Linked DNA regions of Homo sapiens: region 1 is linked to region 2. Evidence: chromatin loops called from intact Hi-C (ENCODE). Cell type or tissue: sigmoid colon. All regions are shown on one strand. Each heading gives the region's core, and the rest is flanking DNA. Links, peaks and the distances in the headings are about the cores only.

What was found. Hi-C counts contacts between places; a loop is a spot of excess contacts. Peaks named below come from ENCODE experiments on the same cell type or tissue, not always from the same donor. Only the 100,000 strongest peaks of a DNase experiment are listed, where the experiment ranks them.
Region 1: it touches region 2 in a loop (2.3-fold over the local background); 8 of 110 quality-filtered maps call a loop at or near these places.

Annotation. Positions count from the first base shown.
Region 1 is chr1:6,272,894-6,281,593 of GRCh38, reverse strand. It overlaps ACOT7 (acyl-CoA thioesterase 7), which reads left to right. Exons shown (of 9, transcript NM_007274.4): 8 at 308-492. Among named protein-coding and RNA genes, the nearest start is that of GPR153, 16 kb to the right of the region's middle. RefSeq lists enhancers at 419-968, 1,212-2,077, 6,000-6,590 and a silencer at 7,805-7,971. In sigmoid colon, for the core only: no CTCF peak of the experiment used is centred there; DNase peaks (open chromatin) are centred at 667, 4,963 and 8,072; H3K27ac peaks cover 1,179 bases.
Region 2 is chr1:6,324,854-6,333,553 of GRCh38, reverse strand. It overlaps ACOT7 (acyl-CoA thioesterase 7), which reads left to right. Exons shown (of 9, transcript NM_007274.4): 4 at 1-77; 5 at 6,141-6,255. Among named protein-coding and RNA genes, the nearest start is that of ACOT7, 65 kb to the left of the region's middle. In sigmoid colon, for the core only: no CTCF peak of the experiment used is centred there; a DNase peak (open chromatin) is centred at 3,973; H3K27ac peaks cover 945 bases.

The DNA.
Region 1 (8,700 bases), core at 364-8,363, 52 kb after region 2:
GAAGCCTTTCAGCAGGTGCTGCCACTCCCGGCCAGGAGAGAGCCCGCCTGGGCGGGGGCTTGAACTCATGGCCACCAAAATCCTTCAGTGCTGAATTTTAGCGTAGATAAACCTGCTCACTAGAAAGATAAACATTCATGGGCAACTAACGACACATTCTAATATTCTGTTATTTGAACATCTGGTAGTCAGCCAAGCCACTGCTTCCCCTAACCAAGTGTCTGCCTGCTGACCACAGAAACGCCAGTGTCCCCCGCCCAGCCGTGGGGTGGAGGCCGCCCTGACCCCCGCCCTCCCTTCTCCACAGGCTGCGTCATCACCATCTCGGGACGCATGACCTTCACGAGCAATAAGTCCATGGAGATCGAGGTGTTGGTGGACGCCGACCCTGTTGTGGACAGCTCTCAGAAGCGCTACCGGGCCGCCAGTGCCTTCTTCACCTACGTGTCGCTGAGCCAGGAAGGCAGGTCGCTGCCTGTGCCCCAGCTGGTGGTGAGTGCGCATCCTTGGAACGGCGGCCCCTCCCTGCCAGGCAGCCCTAGGGTCCCTGTGTTTGGGCCTCCAGGGGGAATCTGTGCCTGCATGAGTCCTGTCCTGTCAGTAGGGGTCAGAGTAGGGCTGGGCCTGGCCACTGCCGTGACCGGTGACCTCGGGCTGCGGGGCTGATCCGGTGAGGCCTTGAGAAGGAACGCTTCATAACCAGCGGGTAGGCCTTTGGGCTGTACTCCCAGGGCCCGTGGGGTGGGGCTGGGCAGACAGGACAAGAGAGACAGACCCCTTTAAGAGCGCCTTAGCATGGCTGCTGCCTGGGCGTCCAGGTCGCCTCTGAGTGTGGCGCCTTGGTGTTCCCTGGCATTGTGTAAGAATGCTGGAGGGGGATGAGGACCGTGCCCTGGGTCCCCCATCCTCTGCTGAAGGGCCTGCTGGGAAGCTGGAGGGGTGGGCTCCCTCCAGGTGGTCCTGGCCTGCAGGTCCTGCCTGATGAGACCAAGCCAGGCTGGTGGGCTCTGGGCTGAGGGTCCCAGCCCCTTGGCCTTTCTCCTCCTCATGCAGGGCAGGTGGGGTGGGCGTGTGCAGGCCACACGCACTCGTTCACAGGGGCTGCTGCCCCCAGGTGTCCACATCCCCTGAGCTCTGCCACGTTTGAGAGCTGGTGGTTCTCCGCCTGGCATGGACTCTGTAGGGTCACAGACATCGACAGGGTTCGCGCGGCCCAAAGAGGCAGCTTCCCTGTCTCTGTCATAAGAACAGAGGTTCCCCATCCTGGCTGACCCCAGGGGCTCTGCAGCCTTTGGGGTGGTCCTGATTTCTCTTTGAACCAGCTCTTGTGTCTGTCACTGAGGGGAGCAAGAGGAAAGCAGAGCTGTAGGAGCTTCCTGCCCCTCCGGGGAGCGAGGATGCGGGAACAGAGCAGCTGGGAGCAGGCGGGTGCCCGCAGGCCTCTTGGGAGCTGGCGTTCTCATGGAAGTGGCCAGGCAGGCACCACGGCCCTGCGAGGCTGACCCCTGATTCCAGAGGTTCTCGAGGCCCCTGCCCCCGCGGCGTCTGCTCCCCACGCAGATCCGCAAGCATTTGCTGCTCAGCCTCCCGGAGAGGAGCGTGCACTGAAATCTCTGGGGCGAACATGCACTGAAAACCCATTCCTCTCAGAGCCTGGAGCACGGCCTGTCGCTTCCCCACATGGCTGAGGAGGGCCGCCGAGTCGCCCCAGCTGCTTTGTTTCCCAGTCGAGGCTGAGGCCCCTCCAAGCCCCTCTCCCAGCCCTGCCCCTTCCTGGAGTGGAGGAGCTCATGCCTCACCAGGGCCCGTGGTGGTAGCGCCAGGTGTGGTGTGTGAGCTGTCAGGCCCAGCGAGTACCCTCCGCTGCCAACTCCAGGCCAGCTCTTCGCTGGAGTTGGGTGCCGGCCTCTCCCAGGTCGGGTGGGCTGAGTAGAGGAGCTGATGGTGAACCTGGACTTGATGGATGAGGAGGACTCGGCCAGGCTGAAAGGAAGGAAAGTGAGTGGTGGGTGCCCCCAGCACGGCACTAACACAATGCCTGTGACCCACCCTTGCATGACTCTCGTGACCAGGCCCCTCTTTGACTTGGGGCTTACGAGGCATGCTCCCCTTCTGGTGCGAGGACTGCTCCATGCCTTCAGCCCCACAGCCTCTTCTGTGGCAAAGTACCCTAGGCTGCCACCCTCCTGCCCCATCAGGGCTGGCTCTGCTGCCTGCTCCTTCCTCCCTCATCTGCCCCCACCCCTCCCCATTTACTTGTAAGCCTACCCGCCTTGCCCTGGCCCACCGTGCCACCCATCGGCCCTTGGCAGGATGGTGTCCTCCCTCCACGTCGCCTGGGCTGGTCCGCAGTCGTTCCTCAGCCCCTGACCCTGCTATGAGGCTCCAGCCTCCTCTGTCCTTGACCTTCAGCCCTGTGTCTGGTTCTCCTTTCACCTTGGACACGCCTTCTCCAAACTTGCCTGCTTTTCTCGGCCATGAAGTATGGGCTCCACTCCCACCTGGGCCCGCTCTGGTCTCTCCCCATGGACCCGACGCCCCTCCCATGACGCTTTTCAGCGTGGCTGCTGTCTGTCCTGATGCTGAATCCCCCACCTGACCCAGGCACATTTCCGAAGCTCTCTCCTTCCCCGCCCCCTACCTCTTCCTGCCTCCTGGACAAACTTTCCCAGTTCTGTCTTCCCTCTGCGGGCAGCATGGACAGACGCAAGGACACGCCCTGTCTGCTGTCCGCTCCCTGTCTGTAGCACAGCTGACCAGGCCCTCAGTGAAGCCTGCGCTCCCTGGATGGGGGACCCTGTAGTGTCTGTAGGGATACTCCAGCCTCCCCGGCCACCACACGGTCCCCGAACCCTTGGCTTTGACATGTCCTAACCTGTGGCCCTTCTCTCCTGGGGTGGTCAGATCCATGGTCTGTGCCTCGAGCATCGCCTGTGTGTTGTATTGACTCCCAAATTGACTTGGCCAGTGCTGCCCCTCAACAGGGTTCCCAAAAGCATCACAAATACAGTTTGTCCTGAATGGAACTCATTATCACACCCGCAAAAAAATCCCTCTCCGCCTCTGTGCTGCTCTGGAAGTCTGGGAACCCAGCTGGCTCCTCCCTACTCCCCCCATGCCCACGCCCACCCAGTGCCGCTCCACTCCTCTCCCGAACAGCTCTTACTGCCCCGTCCCCATGGGGCCCCTGCTCAGTCCTCAGCTGCTCCTTCCTCTGTTCCTGGTGCTCTCAATGTGACCCTTCCCTGCAGCCCAGGAAACTGGTCATCAAAATCCGAGTTGCTCCCTCTCCCACCGAAATGCACGGTGGCTCCTCCATGCCCTGGGTGTGGGTGCAGCAAGCTCACTCCTGCCCGGCGCCTGTGCACCTGCTGCTCCCATCTGGACCACCCTCCCCAGAGCCTCCTGGAGCTACAGCACTTCTCAGACGTTTTTTCCTTAGAAGGGCACCCACAACCGCTCTAGAGAAGCGTCGCCTCCGCCACCCCAGACCCCCTCCCAACCACCCCCCGCCACTGCAGACGCTGCGTGGACTGTCAGGCTCACATATCCAGGAGCAGGCGCCTGGCTGCCCGGGTCAGCCAGAGCTCTAAACTTACTAGCTGTGTGGCCTTAGGCACGCACTTTCTATGTGCCTCGGTTTCCTCATCTGTACGGTGGTGATGGACACGGTGCCCACCATGTGGGGTGGGTGAAGATGGGGGGCCTTCATCATCTGCTGCTGTTCACCTGCTCTCCCTGGGGCCTCACACCCTCTCAGAGGGAGGAGTAAACAAACAGTGAAGATAGAGGAAGTTGAATGGTGTCCAGGGTCACGAAGAAGACAGCAGGGAATGAGGGGATCGGAGTGTGCCGGGGGACAGGTACAATTTTAAATATGTTCCTTCCCAAGGAAAGCCTCAGCGGAGGCCTGGAGTCAGGGAGGAAGGGCAGGAGCTGTCTTGTGGGGACCATTCAGGTGAAGGGAACGGCGAGGGCCAAAGGCGCAGAGCCACTGTCTGTAACGGGGGAGCTTGGGGACAGTGACACACCCGAGGCCACCCGGCTAGGACGGGGCAGGGCTGGGGAGAGAGGGCTGGTGGGAGTCTATGGGGCTCACGCATATGGGCGTAAAGTAGAGGAGGATCTGGGTGACCTGTGCTTTGAACAGGCTTCAGTGCAGGTTGATGGGGTGCCCTGGGGCATCTCCCAATAGCAGCCCTTCAAAGCTGATAGTGGGGGGCATCCTCCCAGGTTGGCAGCGGCTGCAGGCGTGGTTGGTGTTTGCCCACCAATGACGGTTCCCTCTCCCGGCTGCCCCCAGCTGGGCTGTGCACACTGGTTGTGGGGTCAGGACCACTGCACCTACCCCAGCACTCAGCTGGTTCAGGGAGACCAGTGCAGTGACCACGAGGGGCCAGCGATCCATGGGCTCTCAGGGAGGGGACCTCTGTGCCTCACGTTCCCCACTCCCTATAGAGTCCAACCTGAGGGGGTCCACCCTTGTGTGGATAGCAGCCTGCGGTCACGGAGGCTTTTGGGGCCGCGCCTGTGACCTTCCCAGAGCCAGCTGGGGAGCAGTCCTGGGGCCGCCCCTTCCAGAACTCCATACCCTGGGGGGGGGTGGTCAGAGTGCAGGAGGAGGGCCAGCCCTGGGGGAAGGGGCTGCAGAGGGGCAGGGAAGGGCGCCAGCTTGAATGGAGGGAATGGCAGCCCATCCCCTGGGTGTGGCCGCGTCATGTTGATCTACGCTGTTATTTCTCACTCATTAAAGATGGTCTTTGATTCTTCACTGAGGTGTCCTGGGGCCCATGGATGTCAATGTTGATGTTGATAGAAATAGCCACTGGCGGGGCAGGCTGCCCGGAGAGGGATTTTCAGCTCTCACTTGGGGACTGCCCACATGAGCACGAGTTCTGGGCTGGGAGCACGTGTGTGCTCCGTGCGGTGAACCTGCATGTGCGTTCCGTCCCTCCAGATGTGCCCTGGCGGCCCCTCCTCCTACTCCCAGTCGCCTCCCTCATCCCCACGTCAGCTTTCTTCAGCCTCCTGTCTATTTTTAGCTCCCTTCCCCAGGGCCTGGCTGACACGGATGCAGCCTCTCTGCTTGGAGTTGCGTCTCCATGAATATTTTATGCTGGGGGCTGCCGCACCCGCTCCGGGCAGCTGCCAGCACTTCCCGGTCTCGGTCTCGTATTAGAAGAGGCCAACTCAGCGCGTAGAGGCAGGCCTCCCCGTGGCAGTGCCCTCTGACCTTGGGCCGAAGGGGGCTGGAGAAGTGGCTTGTGGGGAGGGACAGCAGGACGCAGGCGGCAGCAGACAGATGTGGGAAGGCTTTTCAGCCTGCAGGAGGGTCAGAGCCGTGTGTCTGCTGAAGCGGAGGACGTCCCTGGCACCTCAGGTGGGGGCTGTACTTGCCTCTGATTCTTGCAGGCGTGGGCATTGTAGCCTCTACAGGCCCAGGGAGTTGGGGCTGAGAACTTGTGGGTCCCAGCCTGGGCCTGAGGAGGAGGTGTAGACAGGGCGGGGTGAGGGGCTCGCTGAGGCCCCTGACCAGGGAGAAGCCTGTAGCCTGTTCCATGGCTGTCAGGGCTGAGTGAGCGCCGTGACCCCACTGCTTCCTGGGCACACTGGGGAGGGGATGTGTCCCCAGATTAGCCGAGGCTCCAACTGTGCAACCACATTATGCAGGGCAGGGTCTTTGCAAAGCAGGCTTCCAAACTGGAGGGAGCCCATCCCAGAGGGTCTCTCTGGTGCTCATGAACACACATCTCCCGAGGTGGCCAGCCCAGGACTCCGAGCTTCAGTCTTTAGCCACCGAAATGTTTTCTGGATGGAAGTGGGAGGCAGTAATGAAGGCAGGTGCGGCCATCTTTTTTTTTTTTTTTTTTTTTTTTTGAGACGGAGCCTCACTCTGTCGCCCAACCTGGAGTGCAATGGCTGGATCTCGGCTCACTGCAACCGCTGCCTCCCGGGTTCAAACGATTCTCCTGCCTCAGCCTCCCGAGTAGCTGGGATTACAGGCGCATGCCACCATTCCTTATTAATTTTTGTATTTTTAGTAGAAATGGGGTTTCACCATGTTGGCCAGGCTGGTCTCGTGATCCACCTGCCTCGGCCTCCCAAAGTGCTAGGATTACAGGCGTGAGCTACCGCGCCTGGCCTAGCTGTGGCCATCTTTACCTTGCCTTTCAGAGCTGCCTCATGCATAGCCAGGGGAGTTCCAAGAACTCAGGGAAAACGCACCCTGTTGAGCTTTGTCCGCTCTGACGTGCCCCGACCTAGAAGAGGCCCTGAGACCCTTGGGCTCCTTCAGGTTGAGGGAGCCCTACCAGGCCGGGGGCCATTCTCAGCAGGTTTGTTTTCTGGTTAGGAAGCCAGGGCAGCTGGATGCAGAGGCTGCTGCCTGTCTCCTGGGTGGGCAAGGGACTGGAGGGGCAGGGGAGGCTTCCTCTTGGGTGGTGCCTGGGTACAGGTCATTGAAGCCGGAGGCTTCAGGGAACGCCAACCCCTCTGCGAGCTGGTGTGTCTGCTCACAGATGCTTCCCATCCCCAGACAGGAGGCGGGCACCAGGCAGGGAGTCACTCGCCAGGGGTCGCACGGCCAGCAGGCCCATCTGTGACTTCACTGACTGGGAAAGGGGGCCGCTCACTGCTGTCATCGATGCCACTGTGCTTTCTCCCAGCCAGGCCCTACTGTGGGGTCCTGGGAGGAGCCCTGCCTGAGAACCCTTCTGTGCAAGAACCTAAACCCTGGGAGTCCCAACGCGCTGCCCACCTGCACTGCGCCGCCCACCCACACCGCGCTCAGCCCAGGGCCTTTGCTTCAGCCCCAGATGATCTCAGGACCAGTGCTGGGCAGGTGACTGAACCTCCACAGGCCACTGTGGAGTGTGGGGGTTGGGGCACATTTTAGTGGAAAGTTTTCCACTCCAGTTTGATTCTTTTGCCTCTGCTGGGGCCTTATGTGAGGCGTGGCCTCAGCACAGACCCACACAACTTTCAGAAGGCTCTGGAACATGGTGCCCACCTCGCTTCTGCTGCTGCCCTATGACCTCCTTCTCCTGGCCTCAGCTGGTTCACCTGCATGAGTGCAGGGGCCGGGTAAGCCCCGCGCCAGCCGAGAGGACAGCGTGGCATGGGCTGGAGCGTCCGGAAGGAGGGCACTGTTTGACCTGCTGTTCAGCTGGAGGGGCGGGATGGGCCCCAGGGCTTAAGTCAGCTGAAAGGCCCTCTGCAGCCTTCTGGAAGTTGTCTGCCATGCAGTGCTGAGGGCCACAGCTTTGTGACGCACTGATGTGGGGGCTGCAGACAGAGCAGGCTGGAGATGCCTCTTGGCTGTGGCTGTCTTGAGCCGTCGCCAGGCTGTTACCCCAAGTTCCCTCTCCGTGCCTTCTCAGTGATGCTGTAATTGGAAGGTCCCTCGCCCCTTTGCACTTAGGAGGAAGCATGGGGCAAGCTTTCCATGATGGTGCCTGCTGCTCCCCACCCCCAGGACCTGCCTGACCCCCAGGCACGGTGTGCAGAGGGGCCTGGGGTCCTCGCATGGGCCCCGTTCCTCTCGAAGAAGCCTCAGGAGCAGAGGTGGCCATTCCTGACCGTGTCCAGGCCGGACCAGGACAAGAAGAGAGGTCCGGTCCCAGGATGTAGGACAGAGAAAGAGGTCCCCACGTGGGGCCTTTGTCACGGGGCAGGGCCCTAGGGTCTCTGCTGCCTCGACATCCTAGACACCCCGTTGCCACAGGCTCCTGCTGGCAGGGAGGGGCCGCACCTACTCCCAGAGAATTTCACTAGCAAAAGAGTGGGCGGAAGCACTGTGTGGTGGCCGCGCGCAGCCTCTGCACTCGCCCTGGGATGGGCACCGCTGCGCCCGTGTGCGGGCTCTTACACTGGCTTCCTTTGTTTGTTTGGCCAAGATTGGACTTTTGGAATAATTTTTTAATTGTTGACTAATTTAGGAAATTCAGCTGTTACTGGAGTGCAGAAGGTTGACGGTGTGTTCCTGGAAGGGCTTGGTGAACCGCCTGCCGCGTTTGGCCATTAGTGAGGGAAGCCCTGCCCCCCTCCTGCCCCCACCTTGCTGCCAGCCCACAGGCGTGAGTCATGGACTGGAATATTCATGAGGCTCAGAATCCAGTGTCGTGCTCTCTGTTCCTTTTGCCTGCATTTAGCGGGAGTCAGTCTTGTGATGGGAAAATACCTGCATCCTGAAGCTGCCCCTGTCGCCTCATTGGTTAGCGCTTAGGAACATCCGGTGGCCAGTGAGTCCCATGTGCCTAGAACCCGAGCATGGGTGCTGAGAAGGAGGTTGGCGCAGATGAGAGCATGTAGCCCTCCCCTCCAGCCTGGCTCTCGCCTTCCCTCTGCCTGAGCCCAGACTCTTTCTCCAGCCACCTTTCATGTTTCTGCTCTGCATATATCTCTGAAAGATCCACTGTGTCCAGACAGCCACACACTGGCCCTTCTGAGCGGCACTGGTAGGTAGCTCTTCTGATGCCACTGTGGCCTAACCGGCTGCGGGGGGTTAAAAACCCACCTGGGCACAGTGAGCTGCTCATGTTCTCCCCCTGGAGGTTTACAGAAGGCTCTGCTCAGAGCCAGGCCTGGGGGGCATACAACAGAGTGTGGGATGGAGCCTTGGGGCCTCTCTGTCCCCACTGCTGTCAGATTTGTGACACGGACAGAGTGAGCACTGCCAGGAGGGGGGCTGTACCAGGAGAG
Region 2 (8,700 bases), core at 385-8,384:
CCAATAAGGCCACCCTGTGGTATGTGCCCCTGTCGCTGAAGAATGTGGACAAGGTCCTCGAGGTGCCTCCTGTTGTGGTAAGGTGCCCTTTCTACTTCTCTCTTGGGGGCAGATGGCAGAGATCAGGTCACCTCACCTGATGTTGGGAGGCTCGTTCAGCTAAGGGTCTCAAGGGAGCAACAGGCCAGAGCTAGGGCACAGGGGGCCAGGTCCGCCAGCAGGCAGTGTCCCCTCTGGGCTGGGCAGGGCATCCCTGGCTCCACAGGAGTTTCTGTCCTGCCTCCGAGGAAACACGGGTGGGGAGGAGACATGTCTGTGTGGGATCTTCTAATGTATGTTTAATTCATGCTGGGAATGTGAGCGCAAGCTGGCCCAGAACCCGTGGACATAAACATCCCTCCAACCTAGGGACCTTTTTGTCACACTCCCTAACCAGAGAAAAGACGGTGACAGGATCGTGATAGTGACATGTCCTTTCGGGAGCCAGGACCACCAGGCTGCGGGGGCCGGGCCAGCTGTTCCCCCGTGGCCCCTGCAAGCTGGTTCTGATCTCTGCTTCTGACGCAGTGGCTGTGGAAACAGTTGTCATATGAGCTTTTGTCTTTCTCCCTTCTTGTCCCCTGCTGGGGTCTGTCTCCTTCTCTGTGTTTCTCTCATTTCTGGCTTCGCTGTGGTTGGAAGCATCTTTCTTTCTTTCTTTCTTTTTGTTTTTTTTGTTTTTTTTTGTTTTTTTGAGACGGAATCTTGCTCTGTTGCCCAGGCTGGAGTGCAGTGGCGCGATCTCGGCTCACTGCAAGCTCCGCCTCCCACGTTCACGCCATTCTCCTGCCTCAGCCTCCTGAGTAGCTGGGACTACAGGCGCCCGCCACCACACCCAGCTAATTATTTTATATATATTTTTTAGTAGAGACGGGATTTCTCCATGTTAGCCAGGATGGTCTTGATCTCCTGACCTCATGATCCACCCACCTCGGCCTCCCAAAGTGCTGGGATTACAGGTGTGAACCACTGCGCCCGGCAGAAGCACCTTTCATAATACCAGTTCATTATGTTGTCAGAGGGGTCCTGCCATGGGCGGGCCTGTGGGCGAAGCCTGTGGAAGCCACACATACAGACTCCTGGAGGGGAGACGTTGGGAATAAAGAAATTTAATTCGTTGCCTAAAAGTACTCCCTCGCCTCCTTCTCCTGTGCCCCAAGTTCATTGGCAAGTCCAAGGACAGATGTGACCAGCTCCTCCCGCAGCCTGACCCTGCGGTCCACAGGCCACAGCCCCCAGGAAGAGCTCTTCTTAGAGGGAAGGAACCAGGATTCTGAGTCTCTGCAGTGTGGGCCCCGGCAGGGAGCTTTTCCTCCGGCTGAGATATATATATAGAATACATTTTTAGAAATAATAAAACTGAGAACCAGATTGTCAGGAATTGGTGCCTGCTCTTTTTGCTTCCAGACCCAATAGAGACGCTGGGTGCTCTTGCCGCTGCCGGCAGCCTTGGTTCCCTCCCCAGCGTTTGCCGGGTGCAGGCCACTTCCCGCCTGTAGGAGGCCTGGCTCTCCATCTTCCCGTGGCCCCCCGGTCACCAGGGCTGATGGGGCCTCGGTCCCTGCTGCCACTGCCCATGTGAGACTGGGGAGGTGCTCCTTGAGACCTGCTTCCTGCCGTCTCTTCTGTCCCCAGCTCCGTGTCTGACCAGGCACCCTGCCAGGGTCTCCTCAGAGGGCAGTGAAGGTCTGGGTGGGGTGTCTCCCCAGGTGGGTGTGGCTGGCTGCCGGGTCCAGCTGCTGTTTGGCCTAGGTTTTGTTTTTTTTTAATCTTGGTGACAGGGGAGCCCTGTCCATATTTAATGGGAAGGGCAGGCTGGTGGCTGCACCTTTGGTTTTATGAGAGCAGGATGGCAGCATGCCAGAATCTGGCCAGTGGGCGGGGGCTCAGGGTCGGGGTGTGGAGTCCGAGGTCTCATATTCCCACCTGACAGTGTCCCGGGGCTGCTGTGACAAAGTGCCACTGACTGGGTAGCTCTCAAACAATAGAAGTTGATTCTGTCACAGTTCTGGAGGCCAGAAGTGCAAAGGTATGGGCAAGGCCCTGCGCCCTCCATTGGCCCCAGGCGAGGATCCCTCCTGGCGTCTCCAGCGCCGGGTGGCTCCAGGCGTCCCTTGGCTGAGGCTGCGTCACTGAAGCTTCTGCCTCCATCTTCGCACGGCCTGCTTACCGGAGTACGGGTCACTGGGCTCAGGGCCCGTCCCATTCTGCTGTGACCTCATTCTAACTGTTTACAACTACAAAGACCTGGTTTTTGGAGCATTTGCATTTTGAGGTTTCAGGTGGATATACATTTTGAGGGATGCTGTTCAACCCACTGCACCAGCCCTCGGTTCAACAACCTCTCCCGTCTCTTGTTCTTGTGGGGCTGTTCTCTCCCTGCTTCTTGGCTGAGATGGAAGTTGTGGTCATTTTCAGCAGTGCTAACTTGGGGGTGATTGAAGACCTAAGGAGCAGGGGTCAGATGGGGGCTCCTGGCTGTTCTCCGCAGAATTGCAAGCACACCCACCCCACGTTCATTCTTTTCTCTAAGCCCTTGGCGTTCAGTGAGCCACATCACATGTAAATATTGAGACATAGCATTTAACGGATTTAATTTTCAGATGCTACCCAGTTCTGAAATCTCTCCCAGGCCCCATGCCTGGCTTCAGCATCTGATGGTGCATCTCAGGCGGGTGATACCGAGGGGCGGGCCTGGACCTGAACACAGTCACTTTTGCTGCCTTGTCGCTTAGGATCGATGCGCCAAGAGCTGTTGGGTTTTTGGCCAGTGGAGGGGACGGGTAGCTTCTGACTCCCCTGGCTCCCATCCCCTCGCTGCAGGGACAGGGTGCTTTCAGCGTGGCCCCTGTTAGCCTCGCCTCTCCTTGCCCAGTAATTAGCTCCCTCCCTCCCACATCCTGGAGGAGCTCCCAGTTGCTTTTTCATTTCCTTTGTAGAGTGGGTTTGATGAGACATAAATACCAACTTGGCCTTGTCGAGGAGTTGTTGAAACCATTCCATGGCTCCGAGGCAGCCGGAGCCGCAGATGGGAGAGGCTGCACGGTTCTCAGCTGCAGCTGTTGTTCAGAGCTCTTTGCACCATCTTCCCCCCAACACACGCTAGGCCCACGTAGTATAAACCTCCCACTGATTTGGAATCTAGGTCTCCTGTTTTTCACTGGTGGGCCCGGCCAGAGGCCTGCTTAGGAATCCCAGAAAGTACAGCTTCCTTCCCTGGCTCCGATGGGCATTTATGCCCATCTGCTGGTGGCCTGGCCACAGGGCTGTCTTATATTGCATGAGCATGCTCCCGCTGACCTTTCTACAGACAGCCATCCCCGATTTAGGAAAATGTACGTCCCTGTATGTATAGATATACAGATATATATTATATATACACATACAAATAGAGATGTCACATACGTATGCATGTAGATATCTTGAACACGCACACACACACACACACCACACACACACACTGGTTTCCTGGATGTGTGCGTCTCCCTGGAGGAACCCAGCTGCCGGCCATGCGCACAGTCGTCTAGCGCAGGATGTCTTTTCTTTGCTCCACCTTCCTCCCCAGCCTGCCTGCAGCTTTCCCAGTGAGCAGGGAACCTCGGTGGGCCTGTGATGGGCCCGAGGGGCCCCAGGATGACCAGAGGGGCAGCCGCAGCCCTGGACAGGCTGAGTGGCTGTCGGGGGTGGATGCTTTGGTTTTTTTCAAATGTCTGAATATGTGCTCTAGCGAAGAGGTTCACAGCCTGTCTCTCAGATATTTGGGCCACGCTGTCTGCTGCTTCAGATCAGTTGGGTTTGATGAGCTCTCGGGGGTGAGAGTTAGGTGCCAGCCATCATTAAAATGTTCCAGCGGTTTTGTTCCCAGATGGAAAGGCAGCATTGGGGAGGAGGCTGGGCTTCTCCTCATGGCTTGTGTCCAGGACTGGGCCCCATCATTTCCCTGTGCGCCTGCCAAGCCCAGACAAATGTACTGGATACCATGAGGATTTATTAGACCGGGGGCTGGCTCCTTTAAAAAAAAAAATCCCTTTAAAAGGCATCTCTTGAGGATGCTGAAGTTCACCCACCAATGTTCCTAGGTAGATACACAGCACAGACTCTCTTCTCACAGTCGTTACTTGGCCGGTGGAACATTAGGACGTGGTTTATTTATGGAGGAAAAGGTTGAATTATCCACTGCAACTTAAAACACTCCCCACAGTTTGCTTCTTTTGAACAAACGCTTCAGCTCCCTTCTCAGCCTCTTTTGAAGATGGGTTCTCAACTGAAGATGATGGGTAGTTACGCCGAGGAACGGTGAATGGTGCTGAGACCCTGCACAATTTTGGAGCTGAGCCATGAGCAGGAATTATCGAGATGTTTAAAACTGGCTTTTGAAAGAAGGCCTAACACAGCCGTCTGAAGTGAACTTGCTTAGGTCAGAGGGGCTTCAACAGGCGGCCGAGGGGCCCAGAGGGGCCCTGAGTTCCGTGGCTTCCCCACAAGCTCAGCTGGAATGGTTGGTTGAGTGAATGTGAGAGCAGAAGTGGAGGCTAATCAGAACAGCCAGGTGGTAGTCGGCCCCTGGCCAGGCCAAGGGGGAGGGAGAAGGTCGTGGGGGATGGAGCAGGCAGAGGGTCTGGAACCAGCCTGCGGCCAGCACACAGGCCCCGAGGGCCCCTCCGAGGGTCCCATCCGAGTGTGGTGCATCCCCTCCAGTGTGCACAGCAGGGCAGTGAGTGAACCGTCTGTTACGTCCAAGAAATGCAGTATCCCCCTGCTGTGTCCCGGGACTCAGGAGCTTTGGCTTTTGTGCTGAGTTGTTGGTGTTTTTTATTTATTTATTTATTTTTTTAGACGGAGTCTCGCTCTGTCGCCCAGGCTGGAGTGCAGTGGCGCAATCTCGGCTCACTGCAACCTCCATCTCCCGGATTCAAGCGATTCCCTTGCCTCAGCCTCCCGAGTGGCTAAGACTACAGGTGCCCACCACCACCCCTGGCTAATTTTGGTATTTTTAGTAGAGGCGGGGTTTCACCATGTTGGCCAGGGGTTTCACCATGTTGGCCAGGCTAGTCTCGAACTCCTGACCTCAAGTGATCCACCCGCCTCAGCCTCCCAAATTGCTGGGATTACAGGCACGAGCCACCATGCCCGGCCTGTGCTGAGTCTTATAGTCACATTTATTTTTAACTTCTGGAGTCAAAACCCCTGTGATTCATTTGGAGAGCCGTGGGAGGACAGTTCCATCTTTTACTGCCCATTCTCTACCAATATATAACCTGTTTGATTGGCCAAGGGTCAGCAGGGACACACAGGGTTCCTGCTCTGTCATGGACTTTGGAGAGTGGGTGGGGCCTTTTTGAGGATCCCTTTATTCTGTAATGAATCCTAGGAAGCAATGGGACAGTGCAAAATGATTTTAAGTAACCTAGGATCAGTATGGTTTTAATAGTGAAAAAGCGGGGGCCGGGCACGGTGGCTCACGCCTGTAATCCCAGCACTTTGGGAGGCTGAGGCGGGCAGATCGCAAGGTCAAGAGATCAAGATGAGCCTGGCCAACATCGTGAAACCCCATCTCTACTAAAAATACAAAAATTAGCCGGGCATGGTGGCGGGCACCTGTCGTCCCAGGTACCGGGGAGGCTGAGGCAGGAGAATCACTTGAACCCGGGAGGCAGAGGTTGCAGTGAGCTGAGATCACGCCACTGCACTTCAGCCTGGGACAGAGCGAGACTCCATCTCAAAAACAAAGAAAAGAAAAGTAAAGAAAAATTGGGAACAAGCTAAGTGCCCACATAGTTACAAAAATTACGTTAAATAGATACACGGTTGCTTTTAAGCTCCACATACAGCACCATAGAGCTTTTTATATATTTGTAGGCATTAAAGCAATTCCAGGAAGGATCTAAACCAAACACTTGACCCAGGTTGTCTCTCTGGGGAGTGGAGCCACATGGGATTTCACTGTTTCTGTATTCTTATTACTTATATTAAAACACACATGAACAGAAGAAAAAATAGTCCCAGTTACACAAGGCTATAAGGGCCTGGGATCATGGCCGCCCAGCGAGGGGAGGAGGCCGTGTCCTGCCTGGGCCTGACCTGTCTTTGGTTTCTCGCAGTATTCCCGGCAGGAGCAGGAGGAGGAGGGCCGGAAGCGGTATGAAGCCCAGAAGCTGGAGCGCATGGAGACCAAGTGGAGGAACGGGGACATCGTCCAGCCAGTCCTCAACCCAGGTAAGAGCCGCGGACACCAGCAGCAGGTGCCACTCCTCACCGGGGACGCATAGGAGGCAGGAGCAGGCCGGGCCTACGTGAGCCTCATGCTTGAGGTTCCCCAGGTGCTGAGCATGCTCTCCGGGAACCAGTTTCTCTGGGGTCCCCAGGGAGGGCTGTCCCCCAGCCCCGCCCTGAGCCATGTAGACCCCTCCAGTCACACACCTGGAAGGCGACCTGCGTGACTCAGGGAGTCCCAGAGGGCACTGTGCGTGGGGCCTCCATTGCCAGGCAGGTGGTGTGCACCTGTTCACAAGGAATTTGTTTTTGTTGTATCTTTTCCTTGTGTTCGCTCAGTGGCTTGTTCTTTTCTTTTTTTTTTTTTTTTGAGTTGGAGTCTTGCTATGTCACACAAGCTGGAGTGCACTGGCACAATCTTGGCTCACTGCAGCCTCTGCCTCCTGGGTTCAAGTGATTCTCCTGCCTCAGCCTCCCGAGTAGCTGGTATTACAATTACAGGCATGTGCCACCATGCCCGGCTAATTTTTGTATTTTTAGTAGAGATGGGGTTTCACCATATTGGCCAGGCTGGTCTCTAACTCCTGACCTCAAGTGATGAGCCTGCCTTGGCCTCCCAAAGTGCTGAGATTACATGTGTGAACCACCACACCTGGCCAAGTGGCTTGTTCTTGATGGGATTTCCAACTCATCCAAAAAAGAAAAAAACGGCAGCAGCTGTTCAAGCGCCACTTCTTCCCGGCCCCACTGTTCAGACATTGATTGGAGGAGGGGCTCTGCCAGTAGGCACTGGGCTCTGTGGCATGCCCAGTTTCCCTGTGGTGTTGGTCCCTTCTGCCATCCATCCTCTTGCTCTCATGTCAGGGTGCTCTGGCTTTAACAAAATGTTCACTCAAAATCTAAACGAAGGCACGATGAGATGTTTTGCCTCAAGCAAGGACTTTCTACCCAGAGAACTCCCCGCGTTCCTAGAAACAATTCAGGGCAGGGGGCCCTGGGGAGCATCTGTCCCCCTAGGAAAAGGGTGAGCCCTCGGGGGCAGGCAACGAGCATTACCCCTCTCCCTACTGCACACATGGTGGTCATGTTGTCGTAGTGGCAGGAGAACTCCCTCCAGGACGCACTGTGTGCTTCTCTGCCTCCCTGCGATGGCCTGGGCTCGTGGCACATTCGTGCTCTGTGCTGGGTTCCACAGGGTACCTCATGCGGGATGGCAGCCTGAGGAGGGTTTGCTGCCCCCCACCATGCCTTGGGAGACCCTGGTCATGGTGGGTGTTTGAGTTTCTTACTCAGCTTTCTCTGTTTTGCCTCCACCCTCAGCAGTGGTGGAGGACCTGCCTCAAGTAATCCCTTTCCCCCTTGGATGTGCCTGTGATGTGGGCTCCACTCTGGGGTCCACCTGCTCCTAGCCCTGCCGAGAGGCGCCCTGGCCCCTGCTAACCTGGACTCGGGGCATTGTTATGGCCGCTCACCTCCCTTGCTTAGTCCACATAAGCACCAAAGGGGACTGGTGAAAACCCAGTGGGCGCACAGATGAGAGCATGGCTTTCTGGGCTTGGCTGCTGGCATGCAGCAGGAGTGTGCTTGTTTTCTGGGCGGGTCAACTTGAGGCTTGAACAGGAGTTTGTGTGTATTTGGTCTCACATGTGTGTCTCTGACTCAGTCTGTGCTCCAGCCTCAACTTGCCAAAAGCGGACTGGTTGTCACCTTAGGCCAGTGGGACTGGGTAGGTCGGTTTCTTTACTGTTGGGGAAACCACTGTAGGTTTCCTCTCTTTTCATGTCTGCTTTTTAACAAACACCAAAAAAAGAAAGAAAGAAAATTAATGTGTCAGTATTAATAGAAAGAATGGTGCTGCTTTGATGAAACCCCAGTAAAGAGATATCTTTTTTTTTTTTTAATTTGAGGCAGAATCTCGCTCTATCCTCCTGGCTGGAGTGCAGTGGCGCGATCTCAGCTCACTGCAAGCTCTGCCTCCCGGGTTCACGCCATTCTCCTGCCTCAGCCTCCCCAGTAGCTGGGACTACAGGCGCCCGCCACCATGCCCCACTTATTTTTTGTATTTTTAGTAGAGATGGGGTTTCACCGTATTAGCCAGGATGGTCTCGATCTCCTGACCTCGTGATCCGCCCACCTCGGCCTCCCAAAGAGCTGGGATTACAGACGTGAGCCACTGCGCCCGGCTGAGATATCTTTTAAAAATAAAATTTAAACAGCCAGTTTATCAACACAGCAATACACCAGACAGGCCTGGAGGCACGTGCTGGGGCAGGCAGTGCCCAGGCCGTGCTTTTGGGAGGGCAGCCCAGCAGTCAGGTCAGACACCGGCTGTAAGGAATGGGATGGGATGGGAGCAACGGGAGGTGTCTTAGGAAAGGCACCAACACAGCGCTCAGGGCCAGACAATATGTCCACATTCAAATCCCTAGAGCCTGTGAATGGGACCTT